Regions from separate parts of the Homo sapiens genome. Here region 1 is linked to region 2. The links are chromatin loops, found by intact Hi-C in ENCODE. Cell type or tissue: endothelial cell of umbilical vein. All regions are shown on one strand. Each heading gives the region's core, and the rest is flanking DNA. Links, peaks and the distances in the headings are about the cores only.

Region 1 (5,750 bases), core at 1,021-5,020, 1.2 Mb after region 2:
TCCAAAAGCTGTCTTGTCCATGGGCCTTAGCTAGAAGCCTATCTGTTCTTTACCTCAAACCACACTTTCACATTTAGCCAGCAAAGGGCCCCGTTAAAATGCACATATGTTTCCTGGATGGGGACGCACTCGCAGGATGCTGAAGCTGGACTGAGAGGGATCCCAACACTTATCTCTTGCAGCTCCTCTGGATCTAAGTGAAGAAATCGAGGCCCAGAGAGGGCAAGGGACTTATTCCAGGCAACACAGGCCTCAGCAAATTCATAGCAGAGCAGGGACCACACTGCCCTCCTCCTCCCCACTGACCTCCAGCAAACCTGTTGGCCCAAATGGGATTCTTAGGCATCTGGAGACAAGCAAGTCTGTCAGGGCGTGGGCAGTTTCCTTGGCAGAAAGAGACTCAGATACTCCAGTGTCCCAGAAAGTGAGCCCCACTGAAGAACCAAAGCAGGTGTCCACAGCAGCACAGGGGCTCTAGACACTGAAGGGCAGGGGCCTCGCCTCTTTGGGACTACCCTGCAAATCACATGACCCTTAATAGCAACACTGGCTGCCCTTCATTGAGTGCTCATAGATGCCAGACACTATGCTAAGAAATTTACACGCATCATTGCCTTGATCCTCCTGAGAGCCCCATGAAACAGGTGTTAATTTTTGTTCAATGAGGCCACTGAGGCTCCAAGAGGTTAAGTACCTGCCCGGGGTCACGTAACTAGAAAGTGCTGAGCGGATTTTCAATTACAAATCCACAAACTCCAAAGCCAGTGCTTGCAATGACCATACTGATCCTGATTTCGGGAGGTCCCTCTAGCTCTCAGCTCTCAGGTTCAAGTTTCCTCAGTAGGTGAGTGGGCTGGGATGCTGCTGCCTGTCTATTTCAGGCTGAGCTCCGCTCCTAAGCACTCAAAGCCCGGGGTCTGTTTCCCCAGGGAAGCTGCGTCTCTCTGCCGAGGGCGTAGCGCCCCCTGCTGCTCACTCCCACGCTCTTCTGCAAGAGCCTTTAATGCTGCAGGGCCACCTGTTACAAGAGACCCTTGGGGGTCCTCGAATGAGACCCCCACTTTCCCACTAACACCTTTATCCTCTTGAAAGCCCTCTTGGTTTTCAGGCAAAACAGAGAGGAAAATAAATGTTTATTTCTGGCCTTCTAGGTCTATGCCTAGGGGACCCCAAAAAACCCACATCTTTTTATCCTTCCATCACAAAACCGGCAAAGAGGAACTCTGGACTTTGTATCAGATACTAACTGTCAGATACTTCATATCGGGAAAAACTCCTGTTCTCCGTGGTCCTGCAGACTTGTGCAACTGAGTCTCTCATGTGCAAAATGGAGACAAAAGTGCCTACCTTTCTTCTGGGAAGAAAAAATGAGATAGTGTATGTTTAGGGCCCTGCATTTGGTAGGTACTTAATAATCAAGCTCTTCTTCCTGAGCCGCAGTGTTCTCTTCTGCTGAATTTTTTTTTTTTTTTTTTTTTTTTTAGATGGAGTCTCGCTCTGTCGCCCAGGCTGGAGTGCAGTGGCACAATCTTGGCTCACTGAAACCTCTGCCTCCCGAGTTCAAATGATTCTTCTGCCTCAGCCTCCCAAGTAGCTGGGACTACAGGCGTGTGCCACCACGCCTGGCTAATTTTTTTGTATTTTTAGTAGAGACAGGGTTTCACCATATTGGGCAGGCTGGTCTAGAACTCCTGACCTCAAGTAATCCACGTGCCTCGGCCTCCCAAAGTGCTCAGATTACGGGTATGAGCCACCACGCCTGGCCTGACTTTTATTTATTTATTTTTTATTATTATTATTATATATTTTTTTGAGACAGAGCCTCACTCTACCACCCAGGCTGGAGTGCAGTGGTGCGATCTGGACTCACTGCAATCTCTGCCTCCCACGTTCAAGCAAGTCTCGTGCTTCAGCCTCCCAAGTAGCTGGGATTATAGGTGCCCGCCAATATGCCCAGCTAATTTTTGTATTTTTAGTACAGATGGGGTTTCACCATGTTGGGCAGGCTGGTCTGAAACACCTTACCTCAAGTGATCCGCCCACCTCGGCCTCCCAAAGTGCTGGGATTATTGGGCACTTGCTCAATGCGGGTACCTGGCCTTCACCTGCATTACTTCACTCATATCACAGTAATATGCAAGATAGAACAGGGAAACCAAGGGCTGGGTGCCCAGAGGAGTCAAACAACTTGCCCAAAGCCACACAGCTGGCCAGAGGTGGAGCCAGAATTCCAACCCAGGCAGGCTGGCTCCCGGTGCCAGGCTTGCAACCCTCACAGTGTCTTCTGGCAGCAAGATGGCTAGGACAATGCCTTGTACACTATGGAACGTGCAGAGTCTGTGCAGGGCTGGGGTGACATGCAGGAGGAAGAAATTAGACAAATTAGGAATTAATCATTGAAAAAACGAGGCTACAGTGAGGAGGCTCTTAGGACTTGGGATCATCTCGGCAGACTTCCTGGAGGAGGTGAGGACTGAGCCAAATCTCACTATGTCAAAGGGTCCAACAGTCAGAGTGACTGGCGGAACTGGCTGCCCTCAGGAAAAGTGCCTATCAAAGAAGAGTGACATTTCTCAACCTCACAGGAGCTGAGAGAAAGCAAGACAGGATGAGACTGTCAAAAATAATGAACACATTGCTTGGGCAGGTGTCTGTACAGGCCAGGCACAGTATTAAGTGCTCTATAAGAATTATCTCCTGCCGGGCGCAGTGGCTCACACCCAGCACTTTGGGATGCCGAGGCGGGCAGATCACCTGAGGTCAGGACTTTGAGACCAGCCTGACCAACATGGTGAAACCCCGTCTCTTCTAAAAATACAAAAAAAGTAGCCAGGCATGGTGGCATGCACCTGTAATCCCAGCTACTTGGGAGGCTGAGGTGGGAGAATCACTTGAACCTGAGAGGCGGAGGTTGCTGTGAGCCAAGAATGCACCATTGCACTCCAGCCTGGGCAACAAGAGTGAAACTCCATCTCAAAAAAAAAAAAAAAAAAAAAAGAATTATCCTTTAATCCCCCAATACCCTTGTAGGGCAGCTACCATTAACATGCCCCCTTTACACTTGAAGAAGCTGGGCTTGGGGGTGACTCCAAAGCCTTTCCTACGTCTCACAGCAACTAGAGAAGGAGCCAGGATTCGAACCCAGAAAGCCCAACTCAGGCCTCTGCTATACACTCAAGCCACGCAGCTACACCTCCTGGGAGAAGAGCCCCTGGCAGGGGTCACGTTTTGTGTCATCTCCATGTAGACAGCTCTCCTGGACACTCTCCCTGGTGGCTTTGCCCTGGACTGAGGCAAAACAGGAAGAAGGAGAAAGCCTCTCTTTCTCCTTGTGTCCCCAGCATCCAGAAGGTGCCAAATGGAGGATGCTTGAAGAATGAAGGAACCGGTCCTGCAGGGAAAGATGGATTACCCGTGTATCTGCCGCCCCCTCCTGCCCCAAAGGAGAACTGCAAGGCTCACCTCCCTTTCACCCCACTGGAAAGCGGGTGGAGGCAGGACTTCCCAAGCCCTCTCTGAAGAAGGACCAGGTTGCCACTGGTCTTTTGTTCCTGTTTATAATTTTTTATTATTAATTGCATACATTTATGTGGTCTTATGTGATGTTTGATATATGTATACAATGTGGAATGATAAAGTCTAGCTAATTTTAACAAATCCATCATCTCGCTTACCATTTTTGTGGTAAGAACATTTGAAATGTACACTGTTAGCAATTTTGAAATATACAATACATTATTATTAAGGATAGTCACCATGCTGTGCAATAGACCTCAAAAAAGGTATTCCTTCTGTCTAACTGAAACTTTTACCCTTTGACCAACATCTCTCCCCATTTCCCCACCCAGGGCATCCTCCCACCTAAGCCTCCTGAGTAGCGTGTACCACCACACCTGACTATTTTTTGTATTTTTTTGTAGAGATAGGATTCCACCATGTTGCCCAGGCTGGTCTCATACTCCTGGCTTCAAGCGATCCTCTCCTCTTGGCCTGCCAAAGTGCCAGGATTACAGGCTTGGGCCACTGCACCCTGCCAAAAGTCTCTATGTTTACTCTTACATTCTCAGCAGGTACTTACTGTACCTGTCTCCATATAGACAAGTAACAATATTTTGAGAGCCAATGCAGTCCACAGACTATGCTGTGAGAAGCACGGGTCCAAAGAGGACAAATGACAGGCCAGAGGCCACCCAGCCAGCACGAGGAATCCATTTCCTCATGCACTACCTCAGCAGACAGCCAGGACTCCTCTGCCGTTTTGAGACTCAGGTCCCACTGCTGACTCAGGGTGCAGCTCTAGATCTGCAGCTGGAACTGAGGGGTAGCTCAGGACAAGGACAGAGCCCCAGGGACAGTGGCTCAAAGTCGGCCCCTGAGCTCAGCCCTCCCCATCTGTGAGAAACAGGCAGAGAGCAGAAAGGTGGATGCTGTCTCAGTCAAGGAGTCAAGACGGCCTCTGGAAATGCAGGCTGGGAGGGAGGGATGGGATCTGAACCTGACATGGGGCTGCGGATGGTGGCACCCTGGGTGGCTTTTTGTTTTGTTTTATTTATAGACAGGGTCTTGCTCTGTCACCCAGGCTAGAGTGCAGTGGTGCAAACACAGCTCACTGCAGTCTTGACCTCCTAGGCGCAAGCGTTCCTCCCGCCTTGATCTTCCGAATTGCTGGGACTACAGGTGTGTGCCACTGTGCCCAGTCAAGCACCCTGAGTTTGAGAGCAAAATTGTCTATGATGACTTCCCTAAATTTATATCCTTGTCTTAGGGCTCAAGACAATTCTGGGGCTCTCACGAGGAGTGGGGATTCCTGCTGATATCACATCTTCTCAGGAGGCTGAATCACAACTTCCTTTGGAGACAGTCATTAAAAAACAATCCTCCTTCATAGCTGAGCTTTCCTCTCCGTCTCACGCCTAGGTCGGTGCTTCCTGCACTGCCTCCACGGGTCTCCCCACCTCCCTCCCTCAGGCACTTTTCCACTTTTCCAGGAGCTGGAGGGTATTTCTTCAACAAAAACCCACTGTGTCACTCCCTCCTTGAGGCATGAGGATAAAGAACATTCTAGAGAGGCCAGGCATGGTGGCTCACACCTGTAATTTCAGCACTTTGGGAGACTGAGGTGGGCGGATCACTCGACCTCAGGAGTTCGAGACCAGTCTGGTCAACATGGCGAAACTCCATCTCTACCGAAACTACAAAAATTAGCCAGGCATGGGGGCATGAGCCTGTAATCTCAGCTACTTGGGAGGCTGAGGTACCAGAATGACTTGAACTCAGGAGGCAGAGGCAGAGGATGCAGTGAGCCGAGATCACGCCACTGTACTCCAGCCTGGGTGAAAGAATGAGACTTCGTCTCAAAAAAAAATAGAAAGAACGTTCTAGAAGAATGTCCCATCACTACAGTAGCCACTAGTCCATGTAGCCATTGAGCACTTGAAGTGTGGCTACTGCCACATGTTGAAATGACAATATTTTGGATATATTGAGTTAAATAAAATACATTATTAAAATTGAGCCAGGTGGGCTAGGCACAGTGGCTCAAGGCTGGGTGCGGTGGCTCACACCTGTAATCCCAGCACTTTGGGAGGCCAAGGTGGGCGGATCACAAGGTCAGGAGTTTGAGACCAGCCTGACCAACATGGTGAAACCCTGTCTCTACTAAAAAAAATACAAAAATTAGCCGGGCATGGTTGGTGGCGTATGCCTGTAATTCCAGCTACTTAGGAGGCTGAGGCAGGAGAATCGCTTGA
Region 2 (5,750 bases), core at 1,161-5,160:
TTTATAGTTTACAATTTTCTACTCTTCTTATAAATGCATTGGCTCATTGCTGCTTTAAAAATCTTGTAGCTTTAGAACATGAGCATTTTTTTTCTCCAGTGTTATCAGCTTTCCTCTGACAAGGAAGGACCTAAAAACTATTCTCACACATGTGCTTGTTACCCTACCTGAATGTTCATGTCTTTGACCGACTCGTTTCAAAGTAAAAAAGGGAAGAGTTTCTAGTTAATTTTTGGTGTTCATGGTGACTAGATACATCAGTGCCTGCTTGCAGGAGTGCCAGACCCTAGCAGTGGTTACAAGCTTCTTTTGACATCTGCTTCACCATGGTAGAAGACAGTTACTTCTTATTGCCTCTGTTTTCATCACTGGATTCTGCAACCTTGCGATCTTTTTTCTTGTTGGTTCTGTGCACCAAAGTAATGGTAGCTCCTCTGGCACCAAAATACGGGTTGAAAGAGAATGCCTGTGATGAACATGAAAGATGTGGCTGACCTAGATCTTACCCTTGGCCCCTAAGTTTTATGAATAAGTTCAGAGGGAGGATAAAAAGCACTGGAGAAGTAAAGGCAGAATTTGCACCATAAAATAGATTGTGCACAAAATACGAAATGAAAATTAGTATAGACATTTCAACTGTCATTTCATTCAGTGTTGTTCCCCGCTAAACTGGAAACTGAACCTGAGACTGTTGCTGGAAATTCAGTTCTTTCCCGTGTTTTGATCTTAGCTATTTGAAACAGGACTCTTTAGACCAGCCTCTCCAGGTAAATATTAACCTGCTTCTTAGCATGGTTTCTGATTATTACTGAATATATTGACCTTTGGGCTCAAGTGAGTAATGAATGTACAGATTTTTTTTTTTTTTTTTTTTTTTTTAAAGATCAAGCTGTATCAGCGATGGCATTCCAACAAGACTCCCTGGGCAGTGAGGGTGCTTGTGTTCAGTGTAATTGGGCATGTGACATCACTTATATATTAGAGGCATTTTCATTATTTATGCCTGCATGAACAAACATTGATGATGAATTAATTCAACCAAAAAGAGAAGGTTACAAAAATGTCATATGTAAATGAAAAAGAGCAAGACTGGTGAGGGTTGCTTCTCCAGTTCATATATATATATATATTTCAGTCTAATTTATATGTATATATATTCCATTCAGTAAAATAATGGAAGAGACATCAATAAAAACAATGCCCCTTATAATTGATATTTGGCATCAAATTGTACTTAATAGGCCTTTTTTTTTTTTTTTTTTTTTTTTTTTTTTTTTTTGAGGAGTTTCACTCTTGTTGCGTAGGCTGGCGCAGTTCGGACTCGTCTCACCGCAACCTCCGCCTCCGGGGTTCAAGTGATTCTCCTGCCTCAGCCTCCCGAGTAGCTGGGATTACAGGCATGCACCACCATGCCTGGCTAATTTTGTATTTTTAGTAGAGATGGGGGTTTCACTATCTTGGTCAGGCTGGTTTTGTACTCCTGACCTCAGGTGATCCACCCACCTCAGCCTCCCAGAGTGCTGAGATTACAGGCATCAGTCACCACGCCCGGCCTGACTTATATTTTAAGCAAGTTCGCAGTTTTTTTCGAGATAGCAGTCCTGGGAATATTCTGAATTCTGGAAAGAGTTTAGAGAGGTTATTGCCTTCTTAATAATTTAGAGCGTCTATTGCTCTGCCAAGTCAGAAGATTAACATTTAATAGAAAAAAATTATATATCTATAATTCAGTCACAGCTATTAGATCAGATGGATTTTGCATTAAGTGAAAAAGATGTTGAGCATTTAAGGACCATTAAACTACAGGACTCTATTGGGTTTTAAGGCCTCGAAGCCAGGGTCCTGCTGCGAAGAGTATTTATTTTACATATACAGAACCCATTAAGGATGGGAAAGGGGCACACATTTTAAAAGAAAATAGGCCATGAAAAAGTGTGATTTTCCACATTGTGAACAGCTACCAAACAGATTCAGTCTTACAATAATTAGTTTTATGCATCATTAAGTAGCTTGCTTACTGGCTAGAAGAATATGGTGAATCCCACTTTAAAAGTGGTACCTGCAGGAAATCCAAGTAGGTACATGTCCTTTGTTGATATTTCACTTAGAGAAACTGTGTTTCTAGTAGTTTCCAGGATTCTTAAGGTTGCTATATATTGTTAGGAATTTAAGTTTGGAAATGCCTTCTTCAGTGGTCCTTAAGGACCATGAAAACAAAGACCCAGAGAGGAATTCTAGTGTTTACTTTTTCTAGCAATGCTCAAATTATCAATGAGAGAGTGGAATTTGACCCTTGAGAAGAATCACTTGCCTATTGGAAGAAAGTCTGCACCATTCTCTTTATTAAGTGCTTATCACAATGCCATTGTTGGAAGTAACCAATATCTTAATGTAAGTTTTTCTTACTATTTACACCATGCCTCCTGCCCCATTCCTACCTCCAAAAAGGGGAAGAGTTCTAGGAGTATAAAAGCAAATAGACTCAGGGAGGATGTGAGAATGGAGTTAATATAATTTGTAACTTTTTCCCCCTACAATGTCCAAACAAATTTGGTGATTTTCTTTCTTGCTATTCTAGGCTTTTTTAAATTGCCTCTGACTAAAGTGGCACCTTATGGGCTGCTTCAGAAATTTTCTTCAGGATTTAAAAATGAAGCCGATTCATATTCAGAGTCTTCCTGCTGAAAATCTGTTAAGCCAAAATAAAAATGACTGCTACTTAAATTTTTTTTCCTCTTTGTTGTTGCTGCAAACATTGTCTCAGTTACAGGAGTTGCAAGATCTCATTTATGCTTTGTACAAATGGAGAGACGAACCATCCCAGGACTACCAATACAAGTCCTAAGGATTAAAGTGTATCTGCCTCAATCAGATAAATGTGAGCTGCACTACTGAGTGTGGAGGCTTTTTTTTTAAGTGAATTGTTCCAGTTGGCCTTAATCCCTAAGCAATATAGCTCCTTTAAAACCATCTTTATTCATTCACACCAATTGACACTTAAAATCCCCCAGCCACTGTTCATCTAAGTCTAAATATAGCTGTTAGAGTCAAATGTGTCTTAAGAGGATTTTCAATCTGATTATCCAAAATACTATTTATTGTCAATGTTTTTGGTGTGCCATGGCCAATCTTATTATTATAATGTCCATAGCATTTAACGGCGGCAGAGCCTAAAATATATCACAGCAATTGGGATAACCTGAAGGAGGGCTTTTCTCCAGCTCCGCGCTGTCGTTCTGGCACAGCTTGTTGTGTGGTTATGAACATCAGAAAGAATTCCTTAATAAGCTCTTGCTCTCCTTCCAGACCCTTTTGGGCAATCTCGCCCTCCATGTTCTCTAAGTAGAGAGCAGTTACCAGGACAACAGAGAATTTGAGGAAGATTTAATTGTGATTTGATGTCTAACCAGAATAAGGAGCTAGTGCCTTGAATTTATATTCTAGGTTTCCAAGCAAATGTCAATATGCATATTTATTATTTTTGCCCTTCCTCATTATAAAAAGGATTTTAAGATGGCTGACTTTTTTTTTCTTAATATGGGAGAGGAGAATGGGGATGATAAATACTAAAAGGATAGGAAAAACAAGCAGCAGCTTGTTATGCAGGAAATATGCCATTTAACATTGTAATATCCTGCTTTTCTGGGGCTGACCTCAGTTTGACTCTCAACTTCCTAGTGGCCAATGTAATGATGAAAACATCACATATGTGAGGCACGGTGTCAGGCAGAACACAGTTATTCCTGGTTCTGAAATTGGCGTGGTGTTCTCCATGGGGCCAGCACATCAATTGGTATACATCTCAAGCTGGAGTACGCAGTGCCTCAGGGCACATGCCGTGGGATAAAAATGGCACATTTCCTAAAGTGCTTCCATCGGACTTAATGGTAAGAAAGCTATTTTTAGTAACATTTTTATTTTGGAATAATTTGTAGTCCATGAGATGACTGACCCAGGGTAATAGTCCACATTTTGAGTCCATAAGGAAAAATCCGTGTTTTTTTTTTTTTCTTGCCTTATTCTTGGGTCACAGATGTTTCAAACAAATTTCTTAAGTAGATATCTGTATCTGTTGTTTTTGGTTGGTTGGTTGGTTTTTTGCCTGCCTTTTATTTATTTTTCATTTTCTGTGTCACTCCCTTCTGGCCTTCTATGCACATGACAAAAATTCTTTGCCTGGCCAAACTTTAGTCAAGCTATTCAACCTTCTCCTAGGCCCATCTGTGCACTTCCTTGTACAACCCAGTTTTAGCAAAGAACCCTACCAAGTCAGTTTAGCAAGAGCCCTCACCCTTGATAGCTGATCACTCTTGACATCTGATCCGATTCCTCATACTCCACCTTCCACAGGTGATGTCTGATCACCCCATCTGTCTTCAGTAAGAATCCTGTGGGTTAGTTTAGCCTTACTCCTGATGTTGTCTTGTAGAAATTTCCCATCCAGTGACCACCCCTCCAACCATGCTCCTTGGCTATAAATGTCCACTTGCCCATGCTATATTCAGAGTCAATCCCAGTCTCTCTCCACTTTTGCAAACTCTGTTGCAGTGGTCCCTATCCTAACACGATGGTCCTGAATAAAACCTTCTTAATGTGCTTTCACAAATGTCACTGAATAATTTTTTCATTAACATGCTCACCATACCGTAAGTCCCCCATTTTTGTACCCTCTTACCTAGGCCCTAAGTGCATGTGCTCTTGTTTTCTTTCCTCTCGCTCACTTCCTTCAAAGATAGGAATTGGTATAGCTTTGAGGCAGGAATTAAAAATCAGTGTGACTAAATTAATTCACACTGGCTGTAAGTTATTGATAACCCACTGTACACTATTTTTGAAAAGCATGTTTAACCCCCAATAATGTATTAATTGGCAGATAATCTTAGGAAAAACAATAAAATGAAGGGAAATGATTCATATTTTAGGGGGAGAGGAAGATGATTTTCAACAAGTAGAGGCATCATCTCTACCTGAATTATGCTCAACCCCTTCACAGTTCTCCCTGAACTGTTACTGCTTTCCTTAGAGTGCTCCATTTCTCTGTATTTTTATAAACATCTTTTTCTAAAAGTGTAGTGTGTAGTGGACGTTTACTGTTCTCTTGACCACGCAGCATACGAACCACCTTTCTACCTCTTGGGAATTCTCTGCCTTATGAGTCTTGATAAGATGTGGAGACATCTGCTCACTATAGAGGCTGAAAATGCCAAACGATTGCTTTTCCCTGACAGAGGTGGTATTGGGGTGCAGGCACATGACCCAGGCCAGCACTTTCTGCCAAATGTGCCCTCAACTTTGACTAGGGGACTAAGCAACGGTAAGAGGCAAGGGTGATATTCGTCTTTCTGGCAGCAACGACAGTTGGGGTTACTGCACGATCAGGTTCCTAGTGCAGAGATGGAGGTGGTCAAAAGATGAACATCTCATGCTTGGTGGAACAGCTGTTTTCTCACCGATAGGCTTTGGAGTATAATTTGGAAACTTGTTTCTGTCTGCTCAGGCCTAAGCCTGATTTTCTACCTTCTCTATAGATAGCCAGTACATTTTAAATAAATCCCTGCCTGCTTAAAACAGCCAGATTGATTTCTATTGCTTATAATTAAGAACCTGGGCTGATAAATTTTCCTTCTAATTTCCAAAGCATAGTCAATTTAGAAAATTTCAGAAAATACAGATAGGAAAAAGGCAAAAATAATTCACTCCAAGCCTACAGATAATCACTGTTTGTGCTTTGATGTTATCTTTTCCAATAT

What was found. Peaks named below come from ENCODE experiments on the same cell type or tissue, not always from the same donor. Only the 100,000 strongest peaks of a DNase experiment are listed, where the experiment ranks them.
Region 1: a loop joins it to region 2, with 4 times the contacts of the local background. A loop is called at or near these places in 2 of 110 quality-filtered maps.

What each region holds. Positions count from the first base shown.
Region 1 is chr15:69,473,631-69,479,380 of GRCh38, reverse strand. No RefSeq gene overlaps it. Among named protein-coding and RNA genes, the nearest start is that of LINC02896, 14 kb to the right of the region's middle. In endothelial cell of umbilical vein, for the core only: a CTCF peak has its summit at 3,436 (motif pointing left); DNase peaks (open chromatin) are centred at 3,420 and 4,870.
Region 2 is chr15:70,648,670-70,654,419 of GRCh38, reverse strand. LOC107984791 (a long non-coding RNA gene) reads left to right here and starts at 1,445. Exons shown (of 3, transcript XR_001751595.2): 1 at 1,445-3,887. In endothelial cell of umbilical vein, for the core only: no CTCF peak of the experiment used is centred there; a DNase peak (open chromatin) is centred at 3,649; H3K27ac peaks cover 733 bases.